2 separate regions of the Homo sapiens genome follow, and region 2 is linked to region 1. Evidence: chromatin loops called from intact Hi-C (ENCODE). Cell type or tissue: Caco-2. All regions are shown on one strand. Each heading gives the region's core, and the rest is flanking DNA. Links, peaks and the distances in the headings are about the cores only. Region 1 has its middle 71 kb from the start of LINC01228. Region 2 has its middle 180 kb from the start of LINC01228.

What was found. A loop is a pair of places that touch in the nucleus more often than their neighbours do. Peaks named below come from ENCODE experiments on the same cell type or tissue, not always from the same donor. Only the 100,000 strongest peaks of a DNase experiment are listed, where the experiment ranks them.
Region 2: a loop joins it to region 1, with 10 times the contacts of the local background. A loop is called at or near these places in 1 of 110 quality-filtered maps.

The regions. Positions count from the first base shown.
Region 1 is chr16:79,896,679-79,899,490 of GRCh38, forward strand. No RefSeq gene overlaps it. Among named protein-coding and RNA genes, the nearest start is that of LINC01228, 71 kb to the left of the region's middle. RefSeq lists an enhancer at 1,054-1,198 and a cis regulatory region at 1,119-1,132. In Caco-2, for the core only: no CTCF peak of the experiment used is centred there; a DNase peak (open chromatin) is centred at 1,083.
Region 2 is chr16:80,006,057-80,008,868 of GRCh38, forward strand. No RefSeq gene overlaps it. Among named protein-coding and RNA genes, the nearest start is that of LINC01228, 180 kb to the left of the region's middle. In Caco-2, for the core only: no CTCF peak of the experiment used is centred there; no DNase peak of the experiment used is centred there.

The DNA.
Region 1 (2,812 bases), core at 36-2,535:
CAACCACCCCAGGATCTCAGTTCTGAGGTCTCTGAAGTCTCTAAAGTTTTCTTGCCTTTCCGTAACAGGCGCGAGAAGGCTTCTGCGGCTGGGTGTGGTGGCTCACACCTGTAATTCCAGCGAGGGTGGGAGGATCACTTGAGGCCAGGAGTTCAGGACCAGCCTGGGCAACATAAAGAGACCCTGTCTCTACAAAAAATTAAAAAATTAAAAAATTGTCCCAGTATGGTAACAAGCCCCTGTAGTCCCAGCTACTGGGAAAGCTCAGGTGGGAGGATCACTTGAGCCTAGGAGTTCAAGGCTGCAGTGAGCTAGGATTGTACCACTGTACTCCAGCCTGGGCAACAGAGCCTGCCTCTGAACAAAGGGTTTCTGCCACTCCATGCTTAACGACTGCATCCCAGGCAGGCAAAGGAGAAGGAACAGATGGGCTGAACCTGTCCCACTTCTTTGAGGAAAGTGAGTGTGTCCCTAACAGCACACACCCTCTCCCAACAGGGTTTCCCTTAAACTTCACCGACAATCCTGTGCCATTGTGACCCTAGCTGCAAAGGGTTCTGGGAGAGTGAGCATTTCCCAGGGCAGTGAGCACATTGCTGTTCTGGACAAAATCAGTCTGAGCAGAGAAAGGAGAGGATGAGTTTGAAGTAAGCAGCTGCCTATATCCATCCAACAGTTGAGCTCAGAGGCAGGCAGCATGAGGGTGGAAAGCTCTGCAGCCCACACGTTGCTCAGCTTGTTCACTCTAACTTTCCAGCTTCTTTATTTGCATAATTATAGAAATAACCCACCCATACCCCTTCTGGGGGCATCTGTGAGGGTTAAGTGATGTCACTTATAAAAGCCCTCCATACAGTGTCCAGCACACAGTGTGTGTTCTGCAAAGAGTAGCTATTGGAGTTAGTGCTGGGAGTGACAACCTTCCCCTTGATTCCACCAGCCCTGCTGGGCCCCTCAGTGCTTTGCTCTGCCATTTCCCAGAGCCCTGCTGGAAGACCAGGAAGAGTGCCTGAAGCCGCGGTTGTTATTTGAACGCAGGCCTTCCTGCAAGCTGGACTTTGTTCATCCCTGTGGACAGCATATCTGGAAAGCACAGACACTGTAACCACATCGTGGTTTGACCTTTAAGCTCTGGGAGCATAAATCCTTCTAGCGTCTTGTTTTTCACGGTCAGAGTCCATGCCACTGGCTCCCCACTCGTATGAGTGGGCTGAGGACCAATCTGCTCTCCCAGCACTAGGAAGGATAGACACTAATAACTCCCAATTGATATGTAACTTGCCCTAATATTGACCCTGGCCCTGATGACTCCCAATTGATATGTAACTTGCTCTAATATTGACCCTGGCCCTGTGGTTAGTGATTCTCATTGCAGGGTAAATGATTGGACCGTTTTGGCTTTTACCCCATTTGACATTTTCACAGCCTCTACCACCATCTTCAACAACAAAATAAGACAGCTTAATTAATTGTGTGACACAAGGATGAGCCATGCTGTTGCTCTTTAGTGGATACAGTGGCAAACTTCACAGTATTTCTTCTGAATCAACTAGAAGGTGTGACTGCCCTTTATCAAATATGACAAAAGTGGAAAGTCCCACTTTTTCCCATCAGAGATGTATCTACATTAAACCATCCGAGTGAATGATAATAATAATATTATTATTAATATAAATGGAACGCTCAAGACATGCCTGGTGTGCTAAGTATGTTAGATTAGCAACAACCATTTATTCTTAAACAGTTACAGAATTCCAAATATCTGCTACGCTCTGTATTAGCCACTGTGTAAGAGGTTAAAACAACATGGTTCCTGTACTGTGTGGGGAGGCAGCAGATGAATAGGTCTAGTGTCATTAGGGCTGTGAAGGGAGAATACTAATTACTGTTAATAGTAATAACATTATTGTTGTGAGGTCTTAGCTGAGGGACTCCTCCATGTCAGGTGCTTAGGATACATTACATTTTTAACCATCATCACCACTATGACCTCTTCATGCATTAATAGATACTCTTTATAATCCCATTTTTAAAATGTGGCACCTAAAGTAGAGAAGTTGAGTAGCCTAAGGTCATACAGCTGGTGAGAATCTGGTGGAATTGCAATCCCCTTCTGGCTGTCTACAGAGTTCATACTCTTCACACCACAGCTGGGCTGCTAAGGGCCAAATCCTAGCTCTGCCTTTTACCGGCTTTGCAACCTTGGGCAAGTTCCTTCAGCTCTCTAGACTCAGTTTCCTAATCTATAAAATGGGTTTATAATATTACTACAGAGTAGTGATAAAGAATACATGGGTTAGTGTACGCAAAATGCTGGAGACAATTAACATATGTGAATCCTGTGACCTGATACGCACCCAGCAAACCCAGCACCCTCCAGCTCCACCATGACAACACAGAGGATGCTCCTCTAGCCCAGCAGGAGAAGTCAGCTGCATTGAGGCTTGAAGGGTGAATAAGAATTATCTGGGTAGGAAAAGGAGAACAGCCTCACTGGCAGAGTTTTTATAAAGGCACCAAAGTCTGAAAGGCATGAAGAGTTTAGAGGGACCCGTTAACAGTTTAGAACAACTGGATGACAATTGCGTAGAAGGAAATGGATACTGCGGATACCACGGAGCTCAGCAAGCAAGTTTCACCTTCTAAAGGCAGTGGGTGAAGGTTAAAGAATATAAAGCAGGAAAATGACTCATCCCCCACCCCTCAAAGAACAAATGATTCTAAATCCAACTCTGGGACATTTTTGGTTCTTAAGAAATGAGAGCCTCACTCTGTTGCCCAGGCTGGAGTGCAGTGGTGCAATCCTAGCTCA
Region 2 (2,812 bases), core at 58-2,557, 110 kb after region 1:
CAAAAAAGATCTGAATGTCTCCAAAATGCAGGCTGTTTTCTATTCTGTCCCAATGCCTCTCAAAAGAGAACATGCGTTTCTTATTATTTTGTCTCATCCAGTCTTCAAAACCTGGCTCAGAAATATTAATATATAATGTGGCCCTGAGCTGGACACACAACAGGACACGGCTCACAGAGATTGCCCACTGAAATTTAAGGCCAGAAAACTTCTGGCCCTGGCCATTGGACTTCCCTTCCCCACCAACGCCATCCAAGGGAAGACATCTGGATGCGTGCCACGACAGGGCCGGAGAAGCAGATCCTGCGAGACATGCTCAGGACCCTGGAGACAAGTAGCTTTAACTGAGTGCACTGTCAAGCTGACAGCTGGGAAAGAAACTTCTATGTCAAGAGAATTCCCCGAAGCACAGGCCACGTAAAACACATCAGGTGCAAAAGGGTTTTATTCTGGGTGGGCCAGTTTTGAAACTCAAAACTGATAAACATGTCTGGGAATTTGAAAGACTGACTCAGAAACCCCCGGGTCTTGGCTACACTGTTACGTGAGGGCCGTGGATCCCACAAGCAAGCGAGCTCTCATCTCTTTTGTACTTCCCTGTCTCGGCCCCTCTCCTCGTCCCCGCCCTAGGTGATAGCTGCCTCATCAAGTGTGAATCATGAAACCACATAAACAGCAAGAAGGCCATCCTCCCGCCCACTTCTGGGAACATAAACAATAATAATGTAAATACAACTTACTAAAGGCTTAAGCAAAGTGCTTAAAGGAAATCTATATTTTTTTATGTAAACTGTCTTCTGTTTACCACCGTGGAATAGTCCTTCTGCTTAACTTTGGAATCTGAGAGGAGATTGTCATGGAAGCAAAGGGTATAACCCAGGATCAGGAGATTTTAAAGGAAAGACTGTGAAAAAGCTCACTTTCAGATGCTCCTCCCCTGTTCTGCAATGCTGGCAAACAATAGTTCTTTGGGTGATACTTTGTTTGGTGATTGGGCATTCAAGTGAAATATCAGCATTTATTTTGCATAGCTCTGAAAGAGCCCTTTGGAGGTTAAAAAAAAAAAAAAAAAGTATGTGTGGGTTGTGTGTGTGTGTGTGTGTGTGACAGAGAGAGAGAGAAGAGAAGGTGTTAGAAAATAATTTTAAATTTGGATCGTGCTCAAATCGTGGAAAAATTTCCCACCATCCTTCTCTCTACCTTTGTCTCAGAGCTGAATATTGATCCTAGGTGGTGATCTACATGGATAGGAGATGTCAGGCAACTTGAAAATTCTTTATTGTTGCTAACCACAAATATTTGGGGTTTGTTTTATCTAGGTTATACTGAGAACCTGCCAGGGAAAAATTCAGACATACAAATCTTTGTGTAAACTACCTTAAGAGCCTTAAGCTGACAAAAGCCAGAGCAAAGTCTGAAATTCTGTCCTCAGAGTACCCATAATTTAGGCTCTGGCTCTTCGTATAGTGTAACAGGATTCCAGCAGAGCTTGGGTTTTCCACATATGCCATGCGAGGTTCGGGCCAGAAAAGACTTACTTTGTTCTGTGGCCTTCCCAGTGTGACGCAGACACTTTTCCAATTCTCTAAAATATCTGGGAACAGGAAGGGTGATGGGGTAGATGGCTTCCAACACTTCTGAGCAATGATGCAGGAGTCTACCCAGTTGGGGAGGGGGTGAAAAAAGTCTCAACATTACCTCCTTTCTCAACATTCTGGACCTCTGTTTGCTAATTTAGCCCGTGTCCATTCGCCTTCTGCTGCTAAAACTTAGGCCAATCCCACTTTTACTTTCGGAAATTTAAACCTCAAGTAGAACCAGCTCTAAAAGGCAATTGCAGCTGAATTGCATCCAGTGTTTTTGTGCTAAAGAGACTGCTTTTTAATTTTTGGCTATTACCCAAGTCTCGGTGGGCCTGACCCTTCCCTATAATCTGTGAGGTACCCAATACCTTTCAACACACCCCCTATTATATGCAAAGTTCATCAGAGTTCATTTCTGTTGCTTACATTCAAATAACCCTAACTAAATCCTCCTCTGCTTCCAGGTTTTGTACTAGCAGCTGAGGATTCAATGGTGAACAAAATCTTTCTTTTGATGCTGCAAAAAATACCAAACTTTAGCTATTCGGTTTTTAACAAATGTTTTATTTGAAGTTTCTACTATGTGTGTGTTGCTGGGATCCAACAGTAAATAAGTCAACACAACCTCTGTCCTTATATGTCTTATTGTCTACTGGGGATAAAAGACATTATACAAGCCATCATGATACAACATAAGAATATTATGAGAGAGTGCTGTGGTTTGAATGTGTCTCTCCAATTTCATATGTTGAAAACTTAATCCCCAATATGGCAGTATGGAAAGGTGAGGCCTTTAAGAGATGATTATTGGGTCATTAGGGCTTGGCCCTCATGACTAGACTGATTCATTCATGAATTAATAGGTTAATGGATTTATGGATTATCATGGGATTGGGACTGGTGGCTTTATAAGAAGAGCAACAGAGACCTGAGCTAGCACACTCAGTTCCTTCACCATGTGAAACCCTGCACCATCTCAGGACTCTGCAGAGAGTCCCACTAGCAAGAAGGCTCTCACTAGATGCAGCCCTTCCACCTGGAAGTTCTCAGCTCCCATAACTGTGAGAAATTATTTCCCTTTCTTTATAAATTACCCAGCTTCAGATATTCTGTTATAAGCAACAGAAAGCAGTCTAAGACATAGGGAAAGTTCATGGTATAGTCAGAGCACATCTAACAGGACTAATCTCATCCTAGGACCAGGAAAGACCCTGGCCTTGATGGGCTCA